2 separate regions of the Homo sapiens genome follow, and region 2 is linked to region 1. A link is a contact called in ENCODE Hi-C data. All regions are on one chromosome and are shown on one strand. The core of a region is the stretch at or near the end of the contact, and the rest is flanking DNA. Distances in the headings are between cores, read along the strand shown. Region 1 has its middle 49 kb from the start of ZC3H11B. Region 2 has its middle 150 kb from the start of LYPLAL1.

Region 1 (4,988 bases), core at 442-2,941:
AGCACTTTGCCACACTGCTGCTGGTTCTCACTAAGTAATGTCACAGAACTATATATTGCACTGCCCTAGCACAGAACTGTTTTTCAGAAGTGACTCAAATAGAAAGTGGCATTAGTATTAACATACAAAAACATTCTTTTTTTGAAACTCAGAATGCTGGATCTAAGAAATGGCCACTTTAAGCTTGCACTAAATCTGAGTTTTGATGCTTAGCACATTCATGCTTAACGATCTGAACAATAAGTAGTGTGTCTTCCAACTGGTGCAGCTCATTCCCAGCAGCCTAGATAAAGCTGGTGGTGAGTATCCAGTCATTAGAGCTGGAAATGGACTCAGCACCTAGCATGAGCCAAATTGTGACTTCATGCAGGGCTATTTCTTTTTTCTTTTCTTTTTTTTTTTTTTTTTTGGTTTGTTTGTTTCTGTAGCTGTTCTGTTGCATTAAAGAGGAAAAAATTAATATGAACATTCAGTTCAACAACTGCCTTTGAGCACCTCTTATTGCAAAAGCCCCATGCAAAGTAGACACTGTGGAGATAAATAGATTTTAAAATATGCCCCCAAGGAAACTATGAAATTGCTGGCACAAATATTTAAGGGAAAATGGGCCACACTGACATTCCAGAATAAAACTGGTGAGCATTTCACTTATTAGGTAAAAGAGAAAACTCTTACTCATATTGAAATAATGTTTTGGTCTTCTTCTGAAACATGATATACTTTCCTATATTTGACAAAACTGACTTATCCACTTATGCCTGCTGTTTAGGGAGCCCCTGCTGAGAACTGAGAAGTTTCTGTCCTGAAGTCACCAGCTGAGAGGGCTGTTGCTAAACTCTCCCCACATTCTGTCTCCCAATGGCGTCATAGTCTTTGAACACAATGTAAACACATGCTTAATTTTAAGATTGGCTTATTATCTACATTCAATATCTCTGTTTATCAGAGCCCCTCTTAGTCTCTACATCTGTCTACTTATTCCAAACCTTAGTACAACCTTGCCCATCACTGAGGATGATAAACGTGACACAGATTGTCATTTTCCTTTTTATTCTAATGAGCAATCTGGCTCTCATTAGGGCCAATTAAATTAGAACATCCCCCCCAAAAAAGAATATTTAACGTTTATTCTGAGAACAAAAGAGAAAATGCAAGTGTAATCTGTCAGTTTATCAGGCAATATTTTTAACTTAATATTAAGAAATTGCTGTGAACTCATAAATAAACCATTAGCAAAAAGAAAACTGCTAATTAAGGTATAATCTAATCTGCTCGTCTCCATTTTGATCATAGGGTAAAAGTTCAATAAACTTTTTGATCGATACACCACAGAGATAGAAGTGAAATAGTCAAGACTTTTAATCAGGTAATTCACACTCCAGGAAGAAGAGAGGAAAAAAACACTTTGCCTCAATTCCCTCAAAATTTTGCACTAAAAATCTTGCTTTGGGGTGACTCAACCTCTCACTTATAATTTTACAAACGGCATAACCTGAGCGCTTAGAGACCATTTAGCCCAATTCCCTCATTTTACAAATGAAGAACAGGAATACAAAGACTAAGGGAGGCCCCTGGGGGCAGCGCTGGGCTGAGAACCAGGTGTCCCGACGTCAGCTCCTCCCACCTCACCTCCCTTACAAAAAAAGGGGGTGAGGAGGATACCCCTGTTGCACACAGGAGGTGGGGCGCTGCTTAACTTTTGTTAGCACCATCCGTGGGGGTGCTTGGGAAGTTTCGCTCCCTATGAGCGTGGTGACGTCATGCGAGCCAGGGGTTTTCCTAAAGGCAGCCTATGGCTCTGGCCAACGGGACCAAATCTCGGAGGGCCAAATTGAGGGAGTGTGAAGTGGGGGATGTGGCTGGAGAAGAGAAGGTGATACTAGGCCAGGACAGCTGCAAAATGACTGACAACGAGAATGAGAATATGGGTTCCTCTCTTGAGTCCCCAGAATTTTTTTCAAGTTCTTCAGCTGCATACATTTGGCTCTCTGGCGCCCTTTGTTTTCTGGCTGATGATCCTTTTATTTTTCCTGTCCTACATTTAAAAGAGAAGGAAAGAAGCGGGGAAGTCGGTTCCAACTACTCCTCGCAGCCAGTCCTCGAGCGCCCTCTGCCGTGTACATGGGAGCTCTTTGTCTTAACCTTGCAAGCGCTTACTCCTGGGTGTTGCTTTCCGCTATCAACAGAAGGTTATGGCGACATCTACAGAAGGTTATGGCGACATCTTTGCTTCTGTCTGCTGCTCAGGAAAAGCTTGGAAAATACAAAATTAGGTTGATAAAATTTGTTTCCTGTAGGAGTGTCTCCTAATTCAAGTGGAATGTCGCTCACCAGTGGGCTTAAATAAACCCTTAATCTTAAACATCCACTTTATCATGAAAATGGCACTATTTATTCCACTGGCAATATCTTGTGTCGAAATCTAAACAGTATTTCTTCTCTAATGGGAGTGAGACAGAAAGTCCTGCCAATCAAGCAGGAAAAAGAAGCCTGCATCAGACAGCAGGCCTCTGTTTCAAGGGATAAAAACCCATATTCATTCACCCAGGACTGCCGCAACTTTAAAAAACAATGTCAAAAGGAAAAGAAGGCATTGTTGCAAAAGAAAGTTCTCTGGTGTTTGTTTCATTCTTTTTTCTCTTATTTTCTTCTCTTAAAGAAAAAAATAAAAGCTGGTATAATTCCTGGTTTGCTTAAAGGCTAATGTATATTTACAGAAGCATCCAAGCCATGAATCGCTTTGAATTGAGTCGCTGTTAGATGTACAATAGGCCTACTGTGTTGCAAAGAGTCTGGCCACTCATCATGACCCCCTATTCAGTCGACCGTCCATTAATCTAAACACAGGCTCTCTCAGAGACATCCAGAAGCCCAACAATGGTTTACATTTTTTGGATGCTACCTTCCGGTTACTGTACCTAAGTGGGGAAATGTTGCTGAGAGATATTCCAATTTGACTCCCAAACGGGTTTTAAGCAAGTTACCATCCACTTGCCCTAAGCACAAAAGAACAGGTTTTCTTTTCCTCTGCCAAGTATCAATTTTTATATCAGATAGACGTCAATTATTGCTAAAAAGCTGATACAATAATAATGGAGCAGCACACAGTGGGCAGAGTCCCACTGCAGTGAAATTGGATAAGGATTTGGTTTGATTATGTAACTTTTTAGAGCAGCATAGTTTCTGCTAATAGCATGATAAATAAACAGCATCTATAGAATGTCTGAAGAATGACAATTTTAAAAAGAAAGAAAAAACAAAGGTGACCCTTGAATGTCTCTGACAACTAATCAATTTCTGACTACCTTTTTAGTCCCTTCCCTTTACCTCACCAACAACTGCATGTCACCAAACAAGGTTTCCCAAAGAATCTCCTTCTTTCCCCTGCTGGATCAGGTGAATCATAGAATCCACCATACAACTGACAAAAAGTTTTGTTCTACCATAAAGCAATGTAAAGATTAAATGTAAAGCAATGGCCAGATTTCACTTGGAACTTTCTTCTTGTTCAAATTCACTGTAAAATCCCCTTGGTTTAAAACAATGCAAGGTATACGTCCATACCACCCTGAACGCACCCGATCTCGTCTAAAACAATGCAGGAAGAAAATCACGTATTCTGCCGGAAATTCATTTATTTATCTGTACTATAAGACCATTGACTATTCCCTCACTATTTCCATAGTTTTATTAATGCTACAGAAAGAGAAAGTAACATTTTTCCCCAAGATCCCTTCTCATTTTATGGAGTAGATATTTTGAGGCATTACCTAAGTACTCCCAAGCATCCAAATATCCAAATCTAAAATATCTAAAATATCCCAAATATCTAAACACCTCAGATGGGTAAAAGCCTACCTTTTTTTGGGAGATATTCATAAGAGGAAGAGGGAGAGAGCTCACATCCTTATTTTTAACTCATTGCTGTGTCTAAATATCCCCACTACCAGCATCTAAGCTGAATTCTCCCTAGAAATGCTCAGTGCTGGTTATCAGAAGAGAATATGACATAATGATTAACTAGCACAGTATTGACTGTTTCTACTTATCACCACCATGACAAACTGCAAGATCGAACTTCTACTCCATCCCTCATTTTTGTCCACATGAAATCAGAAACCAATTTGACCCATTTATTCACTGAAATGCTTTAATTAGATGGTCTCAGGTACTCTCCAGAAATTACTTTCACTTTCTAACTTCATCACCCACAACTTTTCGCCAGCCACCACCCCTTTAAAAAGACCTCCAACCCGGGTGCTTATTAAAATAGCAGAAGCCCAAGCTCCACCTAGACCTACTAAATTAGAAACTCTGAGATGGAGGCCCAGGAATCTGCATTTACTAAGCTTCCCCCATCACCAGGTGATTTTGATGCAAATGCATTTATTTTATTGCCGCCATAATTCTGAGGAATCACAGTAGAAGCTAACATTTATTAGACTTCTGTTTTTTGCCAGGCACTGTTTGAAACACTTCATACATGTATTAATTCTTTTAATTATCACAATAACTTTATAAGAGGGTACAGTTTTTACCCTTATTTAGATGTTGATTATCCTTTCTGAGATAAAGGGACATTAGGAAACTTATTCAAGAGCACACAGTTAGTATATGGCAAGAGAAAAGATTCAGATCCAGAGGATGTCATTCCAAGCCTGTCACTAAATCACCAGGTTTTACAATCTCTAAAACAATTATTTGTCCTCTGTCTTCTCTACTAGGCTATGAATTTGTTAAGGGCAGGAATCATAGCTTTTCATCCAGATAGCTGCAGCACTCATCCAAGTGTGTGATGAACTCAAGAAATGTTTATCGAATTGTTTATTAGGTTGGTGCAAAAGTAATTGCAGTTTTGGCCATTAAAAAGAGGTAAAAACCCAGCACTTTGAGAGGCTGAGGCAGGCAGATCACGAGGTCAAGAGATCGAGACCATCCTGGTCAACATGATCGTAGTAGAAACCCCGTCTCTACTAAAAATACAAAAA
Region 2 (4,839 bases), core at 1,476-3,975, 340 kb before region 1:
GTTTTCATTGTTAGAACCTCCTCAATGTCTTATAACTTCCCTCAGTACAATTATGGCCAGGTTTATCATCACTGCCTGGGAAACCCCAAAAATCAGAGCTTACACAACCTGCCTATAATATACTTGTCATTTAAGCTCACTCTAAAACGCAACCTCTCAGCTCTCTCATTTGCTCAGTTGATAAATGTATCCACACTAATTAAAAGGGATGTAGGAGCTGCAGCAGTGTGATTAATATACTGGCTTGCACAGATAAACATGGTGTTTATAATAGTCAAAAGTAAATTCATTCTGGAAGACAATGAGGCGAACAATTTAGTGAAGCATTAAACTCAGGCACAGTGATTTTGGAACCAGATAACTCATATAAAACATATTCTATATTTTATAGAATATAAATAATGAAATGTATTTTTTCTTTCTTGGGAACTATTGTTATATCTTGAATGCTTTTAGGCATTCTTCCAGAAGTCAAACAAAAAAGGAGAAATTGTTTACTTGAAACTTCTAAGAAGTAAAGAAGGTGATAACTTACACAGGTCATCTCTGAGCTTAAATTGTGCGATGCTAAGAACAAAGAAATCAGAAGGGTTAAGATTCCTATGTGTTTTCACTTCCTCACTTAGCCCATTTTCTGTCCCAGTTTTTCAGTCCTCTGTTGTTCCTGTTCTTTCATGAGCATCAATGTGTGTTCAAAGTAAAAATTGAATGCTTAAATACTGCAGTAAAGGGAAATTAGAAAATCTTAAGTTAGTTTCAGTTTTAGATTTTAAGGCTGGATTCTAAATGCCAGTTTGTTTAAGCGATGCTTTTCCCTTTGTTTCTACATGTTGAAATAGGAAAGTTCTGTGGGAAATTGGCTTCCTGGTGTGAAATGCAAGACTTGAAGTTCAAAGATACTTGTGAAATCCAGTCCTTGTTTTGTTCATTAATTTCTATAAGCAAGCACAACTATTTAGCTAAACAATTCAAGACCTAACTGAACTGTTAAATGTATAAACAGCGGGACAACCATGGGAACTAATTGCCCTTCCCTGAGATGCAGCGACATTTGGGGAAAAGTCACCATATGCACATTTCAAAAGCTGCAGGTGCAACCACATGGAAAGGTTAGGTCAGTTATGGAATTGAAAGTATACTGAAAATATAAACTAACATGAACTAGGAAAAAAAGACCTCATGAAGAGGAAGAAAAATGAGAGGTGGGTGGATTCAGACCCTTGTAAAGACTTCCTGTCAATAGTCCTGGTTTCTCAGGGAAGTCTCATTATGTGGCCTTCATTAGGTGAGTTTGAAAGAGGTTAGGGAGGAAGGGGCTGAGCCAAATAGGGAAGCAGTAGGGTATCCCTTCTCATCTGTCTGTGCCCCACAAGGTTGTTGATTGCTGAAATGGGCAGAGCAGCCTGCCTGTCACATGTGGCATAATGAAATTCCTGCCCACGTCTGTTGTGAGCTCTCTCCTTTGAAGCTGGGCTCTGTTACGGCTGCTCCAAATGAAACATGTACCAAAGTGACCCATGGACAGGGAGAACTGTGGTTTCCATAGAGCTGGCATTTGTTCAACAATGTATAGTATAAGCCTGAATAATAACCGAGGCAGTTTAGAAGGGAAGAGGGCAAAGGCAAAAACAATAATAAAAACCTTAGAAAAAAGTACAGTGGATTCCTGCAGTTGCTTTAATCTCCCCAGTATAACAATATTTATGGAAATATACTATCAACACTGAGAAAGAAATATACACACACATGCATATATACTAAAACACACACCCATAACCACCCATATAGTAATAATTAAAAGGCAGTGACTTGAGTCTCCTTACCTTTCTGAACATCTGTCATGTTTTGGCAGATCATCAAAGCTCCCAGGAACATGGTAACTGACTAGTAAGCCGATGCTCTCTTCACTACCCAGTCTAAATGTGCGTTTCTCTCTGGTACTGTTCCCAAATGGTGGTTCTTTCTTACCCACTGTAAGGCCCCTTTTTCCTGCAGTGTGCATTTATTCTTTACCCTACAAGAAAACAGAATGTGACCAGATGGTTGTTACTAGGAAAGAATTATCCTGAAAAGAAACTAGATGCCAGTTTCTGATTCTTAATTCTCACTCTGTAACTTATGGGTTAAAGGCCCTGAATTTTAAGCTTCATTCTTTTTGGAGGGATAAGTGTGACCACGAGTTCTCCTTTTCTCCAAAGACGAGTGTATAGCTCCTTCATAGAATGTTCTGAAATGCCTGGAGGAACTGGGTCAGCTCTGCAAACAGTACTTACTATCCTTTCACTCTGCAGAAAGCCTGACCTTAACAATTCCACATCTATCCAAATATAAAGAACAAAAGGTAGTGACTCGGCCCCTCTCTCTTATCCCTTCCCCCTCTGCACTCGTGTTTCCTGCATTTAATAAAGGCAGCAGCTAAAATTTAATAGGAATTGGATAACCATGAAGCCATCTCCTGGAGTTACATAGCATGTTTTGTATTATAGTGTTAGGATTAAGGAAGGAAGAAGGCTAAATCTGCCTCTTGCTTCAAAAACTGGTTTCTTGACATCAGATTGACATGGATGGTGAGTGAAATACAGGATGAAGCCAAATAGTGTGTGTGTATGTGTGTGTTGGTGAGTGTGTGTTGAGGTCAGGTTGAAGAGTTGCAAAGTAAAAGTCAGTACATATGATTTTTGTTATTGTGGCAAGTTATTGCTCTAACTGATGTTTCACTGAGTCATCTAAATGTGCATAGAGTAACCGCCTTAAATACAGAATGTATTCCAGTAAAAGTGCTATAGCAAAGCTCCTTGGCTTTTTTCAAATAAGGTGTTTTCAAGCTGACATGCTGTTCATTGGGTTTGATGGTGCACACAGGAGATCTGTGTGTTCCCAAATACACCAACCTTCTTAACCATCACTAGACTGAGGCTAGTTCCTATGGGAAATATAAACTTCTTTGTTTTCAAAAAAACATATGGGCCAAATTAGAAAGTAAATAAATGAATACCTCTCAAGAATCCATGATAACACTTGCCGAGCAGTGGGTCAGGCCAGATTTAATCTAAAATCTTTCTGCTGCGTGTAAATGATTATGTCATAGCATTTGTCTTTAATTACTCACCTCTTTCCAAAGGCTTGACTCATAATGCGTTTCTCAGTTAACCACAAACACTTGTACTACAAGATTTGTCATATAGATTCACTCACTCCCTATACCCACCCCTTCTTCTTTCCCCTTCGCTACAACATTGTTAAGTCGTAGCTCCTGAAAAAGAAATTTTGAGACATTGTCTAAACCACCCCTTCCCTGATGTTTTGAAAATTTCCATGCAAAGAAAAATGGCACCGTCCCTTTCTTGACTCATGAAGACCACTATAGTAGACTTAATAGTAGTGGGAAATAGCAATACTCTATCATCATGGTTTTACACTTATATGACTTTGTTCCTCTGAGAATTTCTAAGAGTTTCAAAACATATGAAAAGAATAAAGACAATGGGTTGTAGCTTGTAAATGAGTACAAGTCAATTAAGCACCCACATACATATTTTTTCCTTCATCACTTCACTTCTCACCTCACCTTCCCCTGTGAGAAACAGAATGAATTCTGATTTAATTGAGTGAATTAAATCAGTCATGTCCTCAGCCCACTTAGCACATATTGTTAATCCACTCAGTTTTAGCAGAGGTGTTGGCTCTCATTGGTGATTGTTTCCATATCTTCTGACCAATCCTGTAAGAAGTTTGGGATTATAGAATTTGGGGGAAATATAAGAAATGACACAATCCTAAAGGTATGTCCATCCAGGATTGGTGTTATTTGTAGGTAAAGTAGGAATCACCTAAATGATGCAATTTGGGAGGTTTAAAGGATTTTCATCTCAGCTTACTACAACCTCCACCTCCTGGGTTCAAGTGATTCTCCCTGCCTCAGCCTCCCGAGTAGCTGGGATTACAGGCACCCACCACTATGCCCTGCTAATTTTTGTATTTATAGTAGAGGCGGGGTTTCACCATGTTAGCCAGGCTGGTCTCAAACTCCTGACCTCAGGTGACCCGCCTGCCTCGGCCTCTCAAAATATTGGGATTACAGGGGTGAGCCACCACGCCCAGCCTTAAAGGCTTTTTGACTCCCAAATCTTGATCCTACTAACCTGAAATTTCCATTTTGTTAGTTCGTGAGGGTTTTTTGTTTTTGGTGGGTGGGGGGTTGGGGGGTGGGGGGGCATTGAATGAAAAGGTCTCTAAACAGCCACAAGAATTTTCTTAAGGTTAGAATGAAAATTGCAATACTGGCAGGGCTTAATGTCATATTAGTTTGTGCCTCCAGGAAGGAGGTGGAAAGATGGCTGGGACCCTGAATCTTCATTCTGTATCTGTTGTCTATTATAATTCCAGTGGAGGTTATTACTATATAGGACATGATCCCCAATTCCCTTCTGGGATTCTTGACTCGGGGTAGTGGCCTAAGGCCCCGTATCAACAAGAAAATTCCTTCTACCTATTTGATTCAAATTAGATTAAGTAGCCTCCTTGGCGCCTTTCCTGTAGTGTGGACCCTAGTAACTTAAATCCTGAAGTCTTATCAATTTGACAGTGAGAAGCTAAAGAAAGAGGAGCCTTTTAAAAAGTGTCAAGGGGAAAAAGTGTCTCTTGCTCCCCCTAAGCCTCTCATTCCATGTCTGTTTTCCTCTGGATACCAAACAGGTTGCGGCATGGGATTGCATCAGCCTATGGGGAAGAAAAAGAAGAAAATAGACAATCTGCACAGAATATGTAAAAGGAGAACCAAAGCCCAAAGAGAAAAATGCTGAGAAGTCGCCAGCAAAGAAAGCACAGTAAACAACAGCA

Evidence for each region. Hi-C counts contacts between places; a loop is a spot of excess contacts on that map. Pooled maps may share reads with other maps.
Region 2: a loop to region 1 is called in a map with no recorded cell type, with 2.5 times the contacts of the local background. The contact joins two enhancer-like sites. A Hi-C loop is called at or near these places in 1 of 168 maps with a recorded cell type or tissue (PC-3), 2 of 37 single-sample maps with no recorded cell type and 3 of 50 pooled maps.

Annotation. Positions count from the first base shown.
Region 1 is chr1:219,659,125-219,664,112 of GRCh38, forward strand. No RefSeq gene overlaps it. Among named protein-coding and RNA genes, the nearest start is that of ZC3H11B, 49 kb to the left of the region's middle. RefSeq lists enhancers at 1,963-2,257, 2,204-2,253 and a silencer at 2,050-2,249. Within about 2 kb of position 1,692, at least 4 of the 41 ENCODE cell types and tissues checked have a DNase peak (open chromatin) inside an H3K27ac peak, as active enhancers do.
Region 2 is chr1:219,322,111-219,326,949 of GRCh38, forward strand. It overlaps a transcript of LYPLAL1 not described here. Among named protein-coding and RNA genes, the nearest start is that of LYPLAL1, 150 kb to the left of the region's middle. Within about 2 kb of position 2,726, at least 2 of the 41 ENCODE cell types and tissues checked have a DNase peak (open chromatin) inside an H3K27ac peak, as active enhancers do.